2 separate regions of the Homo sapiens genome follow, and region 2 is linked to region 1. A link is an interaction called in ENCODE POLR2A ChIA-PET data of the cell type or tissue named here. Cell type or tissue: B cell. All regions are shown on one strand. Each heading gives the region's core, and the rest is flanking DNA. Links, peaks and the distances in the headings are about the cores only. Region 1 holds the start of BCYRN1 (brain cytoplasmic RNA 1). Region 2 overlaps MSH2 (mutS homolog 2).

Evidence for each region. ChIA-PET counts read pairs that join two places held together with the same protein. Peaks named below come from ENCODE experiments on the same cell type or tissue, not always from the same donor. Only the 100,000 strongest peaks of a DNase experiment are listed, where the experiment ranks them.
Region 2: POLR2A ChIA-PET joins it to region 1 with 10 read pairs; 4 of 35 experiments call an interaction of 5 or more read pairs at or near these places.

The regions. Positions count from the first base shown.
Region 1 is chr2:47,333,385-47,340,179 of GRCh38, forward strand. All of the region lies in intron 1 of EPCAM-DT (EPCAM divergent transcript), which reads right to left. It overlaps BCYRN1 (brain cytoplasmic RNA 1), which reads left to right and starts at 1,931. Exons shown (of 1, transcript NR_001568.1): 1 at 1,931-2,130. RefSeq lists silencers at 1,362-1,411, 6,706-6,795 and enhancers at 3,289-3,378, 3,566-3,860. In B cell, for the core only: a CTCF peak has its summit at 1,854 (motif pointing right); DNase peaks (open chromatin) are centred at 1,867 and 3,447; H3K4me3 peaks cover 738 bases; H3K27ac peaks cover 1,039 bases.
Region 2 is chr2:47,476,836-47,481,835 of GRCh38, forward strand. It overlaps MSH2 (mutS homolog 2), which reads left to right. Exons shown (of 16, transcript NM_000251.3): 14 at 1,437-1,684; 15 at 3,861-4,036. Among named protein-coding and RNA genes, the nearest start is that of MSH2-OT1, 48 kb to the right of the region's middle. In B cell, for the core only: no CTCF peak of the experiment used is centred there; no DNase peak of the experiment used is centred there.

The DNA.
Region 1 (6,795 bases), core at 951-5,950:
AAGCACCTCTGGGTCTTGGGGTTCCGGCTTGTTTGTGTCACAAGTAATAACTTGTATTTTATTTGCTTTTAAAAACTGGATATGCTCCCACTTCTCAGCCTCTACAATGAGACCTGTGTTTCGTGTTTTTCAGTGTGCCTTTGAGAAAGGCCCATAAACCTATAAACACCCTTTTTCTCCCCAAGGTGAGGTTTGACCCTAGTACTTACTACCACTGTTTACTGGAGAGTCATGTTGAGAACATCTCCTTTAGGCTCTATTTCTCATCCTAAGGGATATATCCAGCCTTCATTATGGAAGGTTTTGAAGGCCTCAAATAAAATCAAAGTAGAATTTGAATAAAACATCTTGGCTGGGCACGGTGGCTCGCATCTGTAATCCCAGCACTTTGGGAGGCTGAGGTGGGCGGGTCACAAGGTCAGGAGATCAAGAACATCCTGGCTAACACGGTGAAACCCCCATCTCTGCTAAAAATACAAAAATCAGCTGGGCGTGGTGGCGCGTGCCTGTAGTCCCAGCTACTCGGGAGGCTGAGGCAGGAGAATCGCTTGAACCAGGGAGTCGGAGGTTGCAGTGAACCGAGATCACACCACTGCACTCCAGCCTGGCGACAGAGAGACTCTGTCTCAAATAAATAAATAAAACATCTTAAAGAAATAGAAAATACTAGTAGAGTATTCACTCTGATTTCAGAATCAATTTGTGGAAATTCAGTTTCACAAGAATGAAAAAAGCCCCCTAAGCAAGGTAGCTTTTTTTTTTTTTTTTAAAGATGGGGTCTCACTATGTTTTCCAGACTGATCTCAAACTCCTGGGCTCAAGCAATCCTCCTCCCTCAGCCTCCTGAGTGGCTGGGACTACAGGTACACATCACCACCACCCTGCTAGGATATGGTAGCTTTTTAACCAAAACACACCACCATGCAATGGAGAGCATGTAACTTGTTATTTGGTCATACAAATACATCAGAATAAATTCCACCTCTCTTGTGGAGCCCTTTTTCCTACATCTGCACAGAAACTGGCACTAGCAGGACTGCAACCGAGGCAGACTCGAGAATTAGCAGACTCTGGCTCAGGCAGGACAATAGAGCAGCGGGAAATTTCTTTCAAGGGCTTTTGTTGCTGTTGTTGAGATGGAATCTTGCTGTGTCACCCAGGCTGGAGTGCAGTGGTGCTGTCTCGGCTCACTGCAATCTCCGCCTCCCAGGTTTAAACGATTCTCCTGCCTCAGCCTCTCAAGTAGCTGCGATTACAGGCATGTGCCACCATGCCCAGCTAATTTTTGCATTTTTGGTAGAGATGGGGTTTCACTATGTTGCTCAGGGAGGTCTCGAAACTCCTGACCTCAGGTGATCCGCCCACCTCGGCCTCCCAAAGTGTTGAGATTACAGGCATGAGCCACTGCGCCCGGCTTGAGACCTTGAGGGGCTTTTTAACCAAGAGATGGTGTAGGGACAGAAGCCAGCAAGAAGAACATGGTGGACTCTCTGTGAGGCCCCAAACCCCAAATCATGAGCCTCCGCCCCCTGAAAGTATTCCAGGATCTCTGAGGGAGGTTTTGGGAGGGGGCCAAGGTCCTGCAATTGGGTGGGTGGGGCTCCAAGCCATTGTTCTTTGCACATTCATGCCAATGTGACCTAATTGGCTAAGCACAGGCTGGAGAAGCTAGATAAACCTATTTAAATTCAGAGCCAAAAGACACTCAAGGATGTTTTCTGAGGGGGTGTGAGGGTTGGAAAATCATCCTATATTTGATTTATCTCCCACCTCATGTCCTGAGTCAATTCCTTAGTCTTAGATGAGGGAGACGACTTGGGAGTCATCCTTGTTTTTGATGAGCTATATAACCCTATGGCCAGCAGAGGGAAGTACTGCATTTCAGAGCGACAATTTGAGATCTATGAAAGAATTTCAATCGAGAATAAGAGGCCGGGCGCGGTGGCTCACGCCTGTAATCCCAGCTCTCAGGGAGGCTAAGAGGCGGGAGGATAGCTTGAGCCCAGGAGTTCGAGACCTGCCTGGGCAATATAGCGAGACCCCGTTCTCCAGAAAAAGGAAAAAAAAAAACAAAAGACAAAAAAAAAATAAGCGTAACTTCCCTCAAAGCAACAACCCCCCCCCCCCTTTTCATATTCTTGCCTGGAAGAAAGGCCTTGCTTTCCTCAGCTTCTTAAAGCTGGGAGAAGTTAAAGCCATTCTGAAATGCTGCTGCTACTGCTATATGTGGGGGAGAAAGCAAATTTTCTTTTTACTTTTTTAATCAGTATTTATTTTAAGTTCGAGGGTACATGTGCAGGATGTGCAGGTTTGTTACATAGGTAAACGTGTGCCATGGTGGTTTGCTGCACAGGTCAACCCATCACCTAGGTATTAAACCCAGCATCCATTAGCTATTCTTCCTGATGCTGTCCCTCCTCCCACCCCACCAACAGGACCCCAAATTTTCTTTCTTTTTTTTTTTTTTTTTTTTTTGAGATGGAGTCTAGCTCTGTCACCCAGTCTGGAATGTAATAGCTCAATCTCGGCTCACTGTAACCTCCATCTCCCAGGTTCAAGTGATTCTCCTGCCTCAGCCTTCCAAGTAACTGGGATTACAGGCATGCACTACCATGCCTGGCTAATTTTTGTATTTTTAGTAGAGACGGGGTTTCACCATGTTGGCCAGGCTGGTCTCAAACTCCTGACCTCAAATGATCCGCCTGCCTCAGCCTCCCAAAGTACTGGGATTACAGCTGTGAGCCACCGTGCCCAGCCTCCAAATTTTCTTATTTCCATGGCCTTGAGCAAAATTATACCATCCTAGACAAACACACACACACACACACACACACACCATTCTCCCCCTCTTGCTGTCTTTCTCAGATATGAGTCTCTCCTCCAATGGCCATTTTAAGCTTGCTCTTTTGCTCTGTAATACAAGGCCTGTTCCCTGTTAAAAGGAATGTCAGGCATCTGTGAGCAGGTAGGGAAAACATTGCAGGAGGCAAGTAAACTTCTCAGCATACCTGCCATCATTCATACCTTGAAGGCAGGTCAAGCCTGTAGCGTCTGAGTCTTCCATCCCTGAAGCACCAGCAGCTCTGACTAGAGGTCCTGTCTCCCAGCTGTGGCCCCAGCTCTCCCTGATGGTGACAGTTGCGACTTCCAAACTTGCTCCTCCCCATATCTGTAACTGAGCCCAGCGTACATTTGCCTCATGGGTGCCATTGGACTTCCTTTGTGAGCCATGTTTTCTTTCACCTTGTCCCAATCCACAGTTAACCAAATCTTGGCCCAAATTATGTGCTGGCTGGTGTTGGGCAGCTGTGAGACCCCTCCTTGCCCCATCTCTGTCTTCTAGGCTCTTCTGAGAACCAGTGTCCTTTGAGATCTCAGATGGGATTTAGAGGAGGGTTTCCACCCAGACCACTTTCCACAAATTTCACTTCTGCATTTCATCTGGTAGGGTGTGGTTTTCAACTAGAAGCCCAAATGAGGAAGAAAAAAATTCATTCACCATTCAGGACAGGGTGTTCACATTTGAACCAGGCAGAAATAGCTGAAAGAAACTGAATTCTAAAGGGACTCTCAGCTTTTGGGGGAGACATATTTGAGTGCAGGAGGCTAGACCACCCACTGGCTGGCTCTTTGCTCCTCACTGAGGCCAGCCTTGACTCTAAACAGATAACACAGGGCCAAAACACACCCAGCCAGCTTTGATAAGCAACCGTCTCTGCCAAACAGTTTCTTTCACAGGGCCCAGATGATCTCATCACAGAGGCTGCATTCTCTGGTATCTGTTCCAAGCACAGACTCACTTCTCATTACCTTTGCAAATAATAGTCAATCTATCCTGAGAAGCTCCTTTATATCCCATACTGGGCTAAGGTCTGAAGAGGGTACAGTTAAAGAACCCATGATCTCAGACTGGGCATGGCAGCTCATGCCTATAATCCCAGCACTTTTGGGAGGCCAAGGCAGGAGGACCGCTTTAGCCCAGGAGTCCAAGACCAGCCTGGGCAACATAGTGAGAACTCTTGAGACCTTGTCTCTACAAAAAATAAACAAAATTAGCCATGCATGGTGGCTTGCACCTGCCTGTAGGAAGCTGAAGCAGGTGAGCCTGGGACGCAAAGGTTGCAGTGAGCCAAAATCGCACCACTGCACTCCAGCCTGCGCGACAGAGACTGTCTCACAAAAAAGAAAAGAAAAGAAAAAAAAAAAAGGACCCATGATTCCTCATGAAGCTTGCCTCTGGATCTAATTCATGGTTCTCTATTTCCACAAGCTTTGTGGAGCAAGGGGCTCATGACACTTCATCTTTATGGTACAGATAACTCACCGAAACTGGATTCCTTTAGCTACTGGTCCCACACCACTCCCTCCAGGAGCCACCTTCCCTCTCCATGTTTTTCTCATGAATTTTGAACCGGCCATTTCTATTTTATTTTATTTTACATTTATTTATTTATTTATGGAGACAGAGTTTCACTCTTGTCACCCAGGCTGGAGTGCAGTGATGCTATCTTGGCTCACTCCAACCTCCACCTCCCAGGTTCAAGTGGTTCTCCTGCCTCAGCCTCCCAAGTAGCTGGGAGTACAGGCACGTGCCACCACACTCGGCTAATTTTTGTATTTTTAGTAGAGACGGGATTTCTCCATGTTGGCCAGGCTGATCTCGAACTCCTGACCTCAGGTGATCCACCCGTCTCGGCCTCCTAAAGTGCTAGGATTACAGGTGTGAGCCACTGCGCCCAGCCAAAATAAAAATAGATTTTAAAAATGAAAATAAAAATAACATAATAAGATGAACACCACCTCGGTGATCTGTGGGATAGTATCAAGTGGTCTAACATAATTGGAGCCCCCCCAAAATGAGGGAAGGCTAAAAAAAAAAAGCCAAAATTTTTCTAAACTTGAAACTGTTTAAAGCAAAAAATAATAACAATGCCTTATGAGGTTTATAACATATGTAGAAATAAAATGAATAATCATAATAGCCCATCAGGGGGCTGAGGTGGGAGGATTGCCTGAGCCCAGGAGTTTAAGGCTGTGATGCACTATGATCATGCCTGTGAATGGCCTCTGCACTCCAGCCTGGACAACATAGTGAGACTCTGTCTCCAAAGAAAAAATGGAGGAAAAAAGAAAAAGAAAAAGAAAGAAAATAATGGCCCAAAGGATAGAAGAGAAGAAATGAGAATAGACTGTTATAAAGCTCTTCGATTTTGTGTGGAGGAGTATAATAACATTTGAAGGTATTCTGGGTTAAGCAGTTTATCCGAGGTGTCACATATGATGGAGCTAGGATCCAAATTAAGCTTTCCAGATTCAAAGCTTTTTGTGGGGAGAGGAGATGTGAGGTTAGGCTCACACATGCCACAAGACAGTTTCCCCAAAGGCTGCGGGAATTAAGTGCTTTCATCTCTGTAGTGGGTATTCCCTCAAAAGACGTGTTCAAGTCCTAACCTCCATACCCAAGAGAGTCAGCTTACTTGGAAATAGGCTCTTTGCAGACGTAATCAAGTCATACTGAGTTAGGGTAAAGCCTAACCCAATGACTGGTGTCCTTATTATAAAGGGGGGGGTGCGGTACCAGGTGTGGTGGCTCACATCTGTAATCCCAACACTTTGGGAGGCCAAGGCCAGTGGATCACCTGAGGTCAGGAGTTCAAGACCAGCCTGGCCAACATGGTGAAACCCTGTCTCTACTAAAAATACAAAAATTAGCCGGGCATGGTGGCAGGCACCTGTAGTCCCAGCTACTCGGGAGGCTGAGGCAGGAGAATCACCGGAGCCCGGGAGACAGAGATTGCAGTTAGCCGAGATTGCACCATTGCACTCCAGCCTGGGTGACAGAGCAAGACTCCATCTCAAGAAAAAAAAAAAAAAAAAAAAGGACATTTGAACACAGAGAAGACACACAGGGAAAATGCCATGCAATGATAGATATCTATAAGCTGAGGAACACGCCCAGAAGTAAGAAAGAGGCAAGGAAGGCTCTCTGAGAGCCTTCAGAGAGTGTGAGGCCCTGCCCAACACCTAGATTTTGGACTTCTGACCTTCAGAACCAGAGAGAATATATTTCTGGGTTTTGTTTGTTTTTTTGTTTTTCTGAGATGGAGTTTTGCTCTTGTTGCCCAGGCTGGAGTGCAGTGGCATGATTTTGGCTCACCGCAATCTCCACCTCCCAGGTTCAAGCGATTCTCCTGCCTCAGCCTCCCAAGTAGCTGGGATTACAGGCGCCCGCCACCATGCCCGGCTAATTTTTTCGTATTTTCAGTAGAGATGGGGTTTCTCCATGTTGGTCAGGCTGGTCTCGAACTCCTGACCTCAGGTGATCCTCCCACCTCAGCCTCCCAAACTGCTAGGATTACAGGCATGAGCCACCATGCCCGGCCATATTTCTGTTGTTTTAAGCCACCTTGTCTGTGGCATTTTGTTACAGCAGCCCTAGGGAACTAATACAATCTCTAAAACTTCCTCTTTTTGATGCTCCCAGTCTTTAGAATGTAAAGAAGCTCCGCCCCTACCCATGCATGGGCCAAGTATAAAGTGAGTGTTGATAGCAGGATATTAAGTTGACAAAATAAACCAGATTCAGGATCTAAGAGCCACAGGGGAAAATCATGAAGTGGGGACTGGTTGGACTGGTTTTTCTCATAAATCTCAATGACTTTGATCCCAACCAGGTGGAATTTTAAAGTTAATTGATTTAGGGAGGAACACCTGAGCAGCTGCACCGTGTGTGAGCCCTGTGCTAGGCCCAGTGGGGAAGCCAGGTGAGTCAGGTGCTGCTGCCTTACGGGAGCT
Region 2 (5,000 bases), core at 1-5,000, 140 kb after region 1:
TACCATGTTTTTGCTTGGACTGTTCACACTTCCTGGAATGGTCCTTCTTGCCGTTTATCCAACTTCTTTCTAATTTTTAAGTCCCTAATGATGGGAATTCTATTTCTGTAGTGATTTTTCTGGTCATACGACCGTAAGGTCATGGGTGTTTTTCTCTGAATTCCTCTTGAGATGCCTGTAACTTGAACCACGTTTTTATTCTAGACATTACTGAAATGTTTTGTCTTTATTTCACTTTTTAGGAGCTTCCTTGAAGGTAGGGACTATACCTTCTATTTCTTGGTATCTTTTTCTTTCTTTTTTTAAAAGTTTTTTAGAGAGACAGGGTCTCACTCTTTTGCCCAGACTGGTCTCGAACTCCTGGGCTCAGGTGATCTTCCTGCCTTGGCTTCCCAGAGTGCTGGGATTACAGGCATGAACCACCGTGATCCTCCTTATTTCTTAGTATCTTCTAAAGAACATTAAATATAGTAGGTGCCTAGTAAATTATGTATTGATTTAACTTCTTTGAGGTTCTGTTGTTTGTGAAGAATTATAAAAGCAATACAAATGTTTGTATAGTAATTAAGCAACAGGTTAATATTCATGACTTAAAAGATTAAAGAAATAAGCAAAACATGTTAGCTGGCAACTCACAGAAAAAGAATTAAATTGCCAATGAGCACACGAGCACATGAAAAATTAGCAAAAGTTTCACCCCTTTACATATATTTGGTTAAAATTGAGAAAAGAATAGTAATAGATGGTATTGGTAGGACTGTGGCAGGCACACAATTTACATGACCACCAAAAGTGTATGCAGGTATCCATGTCACCACACCCTGGTCTCATCTTCATTCAGTTTTATTTATTTTTTTTAATCTCGGCCTATTTGATTGGCACGAAATGAATGATAGCTGCCTTATTTGGAATTCCTTTGATTACTACTAGTGTGCTTGATAATGTAAAACAATATTCAAAATCTGTTTTTCCTTTCATCCGTTGTTTGTTCATGTTCATGACCTTTTTTTTTTTTTCCTATTCTCCTCCCTCCCTCCCTCCCTCCCTCCCTTCCTTCCTTCCCTCCTTCCCTCCTTCCCTCCCTCCCTCCCACACAAAGGTGTGTGCTACCATACCTGGCTAGTTTTTAATTTTTTTTTTTTTTTTTTTTTTTAGAGGCAAGGTCTCACTATGTTGCTCAGGCTGGTCTGGGCTCAAGTGATCCTCCCACCTCCGCCTTCCAAAGTGCTGGGATTACAGACGTGAGCCATCATGCCTGGCCCTTGCCCATTTTTCTATTGAAGTTTTAGTGCTTTTTATTGACTTTGTTTATATATTAAGATAATCCATTATGTTTGTGGCATATCCTTCCCAATGTATTGTCTTAATTTTGTTTTTGTATGTGTATGTTACCACATTTTATGTGATGGGAAATTTCATGTAATTATGTGCTTCAGGTCTGCAACCAAAGATTCATTAATAATCATAGATGAATTGGGAAGAGGAACTTCTACCTACGATGGATTTGGGTTAGCATGGGCTATATCAGAATACATTGCAACAAAGATTGGTGCTTTTTGCATGTTTGCAACCCATTTTCATGAACTTACTGCCTTGGCCAATCAGATACCAACTGTTAATAATCTACATGTCACAGCACTCACCACTGAAGAGACCTTAACTATGCTTTATCAGGTGAAGAAAGGTATGTACTATTGGAGTACTCTAAATTCAGAACTTGGTAATGGGAAACTTACTACCCTTGAAATCATCAGTAATTGCCTTATTCTAAGTTAGTATAAATTATTGATGTTGTTATAGAACCCATTTACCCCTTAATTCACAGTCTGGGGGTAGGAACATGTACATCATATTTCTGTATCTCATAGTAGGACCACTCATTCTAAAGCATTCACAGAAAGAATTATCTGTACTCTTTTTGGGACAGAATCTCGTTCTGTTGCCCAGGCTGGAGTGCGATCTCGGCTCACTGCAACCTCCGCCTCCCGGGTTCAAGCGATTCTCCTGCCTCAGCTTCCCGAGTAGCTGGGATTACAGGCGCCTGCCACCACACCTGGCTAATTTTTATATTTTTAGTAGAGACGGGGTTTCACCATGCTGGCCAGGCTGGTCTCGAATTCCTGACCTCAGGCAATCCACCCGTCTCGGCCTCCCAAAGTGCTGGGATTACAGGTGTGAGCCACCACGCCCGGCCAGAATTATCTGTACTCTTGAACATCACCATGGAGGCATTTTCTGCTACCTCCCATGGCAGTATGTTTTCTTGTTGAATTAGGATAACAAACAATATGCTTTCAAGTTCCAAAGTTCTAGCTGTTATTGTTTAACAAAATCTTCATTATAATTAGCTTATTTTGTGTTTAAGAGTGTGTTATAGAAACAGGTTCATTTAAAGCTGGGGGTTCCAGAAATCTTGAAATAGTAGTTATCACATGCAGAGTGACTTATCTGTTGTTGTTTCATCCTTTCAGGAAAGTTTGTCATTCGTGGGCTTGGGATCTAGTCAGATCCCTGTATTGATGAGATTCACATGTTATAAGGCTTTCAAAGGTTTTAAAAATCATACTATAAGGATTGATTTCACTAGTCACCAGAATAACTTTTTCAGATAGCGCTCTGATTTTCCACGAACACGTTTTTCTGCATCAGTTGGTTGCACATGAGTGAGATAATCTTGGTTCTTTATCCTTTGTTATTTGTACTTCATTGGGAATCCTTTTGAGTTAGTATATTTGAGTCATTATTATTATTGCTGTAGAATTCAGGAACTTTTAGTAGATCTGGCAGCATAAAATTTTGCTTTTAAATCATTGTTTGTGTTTTGTATGCTATAGAAATGGGTTCAGAATATTTTTTAAAAGGCCAGATGAAGTGTGAAGATAGAAAAACTTCATCCTTCACTGTGAATGTTTAACAAACATTTGCTTCTACTTTATTTTTGTTTGCTTCCTTTAGTTGTGCAAAGTATTCAGTTCTAGAATGCATGAGATATATGACAAAGCCAAAAAATTCTTTATAGTTGATAAATAATTGTGGCAAAAACAGCTGTATAGTAACTTTGCAAGCATCATTTGATTAAATGCTTAAAAAGTCTTGACTCAGTTTTAACTATTTCCTGCAAATAATCAATATTTAATTAAAGCTACTCCAAATTAGTGACACTTTACGTGTCTGTCTTTCTCCCTCCCCTTCTCCCTTCTCCCTTCCCCCTTCTCCCATTCTCCCATTCTCCCTTCTCTCTTCTTCCTTTCCTCTTCCCTTCCCTTCCCCTTTCCCTTCCCCCTTCCCTCTTCTCTTCCCCTCCCCCTTCCCATCCCCCATCCCTTCCCTTCCCCCATCCCTTTCCTTTCCCCTTCCCTTCCCTCCTCTTCCTCCTTCCCTTCCCCCTTCCTCCTTCCCTTCCCCCTTCCTCCTTCCCTTTCCTCTTCCCTTTCCCCTTCCCTTCCCCCTTCCCTTCCCTCTTCCCTTCCCCTTCCCCTTTCCCCTCCCCCTCTCCTCCCCTCCCTTACCTTCCCATGAAATGAGAAAGCCTCAGAGATAGTGGCTTGATTAATTTTTCTTTAGATTAAGATATTTGTCTAAGCCTTTAAGGTTTATCTATTGAGCTTTTTTGTCTCCTATTTTTATTTTTCCTACTATGTTTGTCGAGGATAAAATACAGCACTGTGTGCCAAGTCATAATCACTTTTCATTTGAGACTTAATTAAAATGCCTTTATTTTAATGATATATTTGGCTAATGTATTTGAAGTAATCCGAAATTAAGTTTTCTAATGACAAGGTGAGAAGGATAAATTCCATTTACATAAATTGCTGTCTCTTCTCATGCTGTCCCCTCACGCTTCCCCAAATTTCTTATAGGTGTCTGTGATCAAAGTTTTGGGATTCATGTTGCAGAGCTTGCTAATTTCCCTAAGCATGTAATAGAGTGTGCTAAACAGAAAGCCCTGGAACTTGAGGAGTTTCAGTATATTGGAGAATCGCAAGGATATGATATCATGGAACCAGCAGCAAAGAAGTGCTATCTGGAAAGAGAGGTTTGTCAGTTTGTTTTCATAGTTTAACTTAGCTTCTCTATTATTACATAAACAGGACACTAAGATGAAGGTTTTTTGTTGTTGTTTGTTTTCCTCTGTGTTTCTAGTGCTTATTTTTTAATCAGTTTTTTTGATGGCAAAGAATCTATCTCTGTGTTATTTTGATTTCTGCAGTATATACATCTGCATGATCAATATTCGATTTCAAGTACCAAAGTAGGAGTAAAGGAATATTAACCTAGGTTTAAAATTAGTCATTTCACTAAAATTAGTTATTATGGACGATAGATGTCTAGGTATATCTTTGTTCATAAACGAATATATCAAGTTCAGTTATTAAATTACACATTAGGTAAGAAAAGGACAAAGAAATAAAAAAGCATGATTCATAATTCCTGCCCTCTATTTGTCTAGAATTTAGTTGGGAAGATAAGAATAACGAACGTGACACAGAGAATAAAGTGGCATATGACAAATATTTATTCAAGAAAGCTATATGTGGACGGGATGTTTCAGTTCTCATGGGAGAAGTGGATTTTATGGTGCCTTTGAGTAATGGGTCATATTTGGGCGTTCACACAGAAAGACCCAAGCATATGCCTAATTTTTTATTATTATTATTTTTTATTTATTTATTTATTTTTTAGACGGAGTCTCGCTCTGTCGCCCAGGCTGGAGAGCAGGGGCGCGCGATCTCGGCTCACTGCAAACTCTGCCTCCTGGGTTCACACCATTCTCCTGCCTCAGGCTCCCGAGCAGCTGGGACTACAGGCGCCTGCCACCACGCCCGGCTAAATTTTTTGTATTTTTTAGTAGAGATGGGGTTTCACCGTGTTAGCCAGGATGGTCTCGATCTCCTGACCTCATGATCTGCCTGCCTTGGCCTCCCAAAGTGCCGGGATTACAGGAGTGGGCCACTGTGCCCGGCCCTTTTTTTTTTTTTTTTTTTTAAATTAGAGGATTA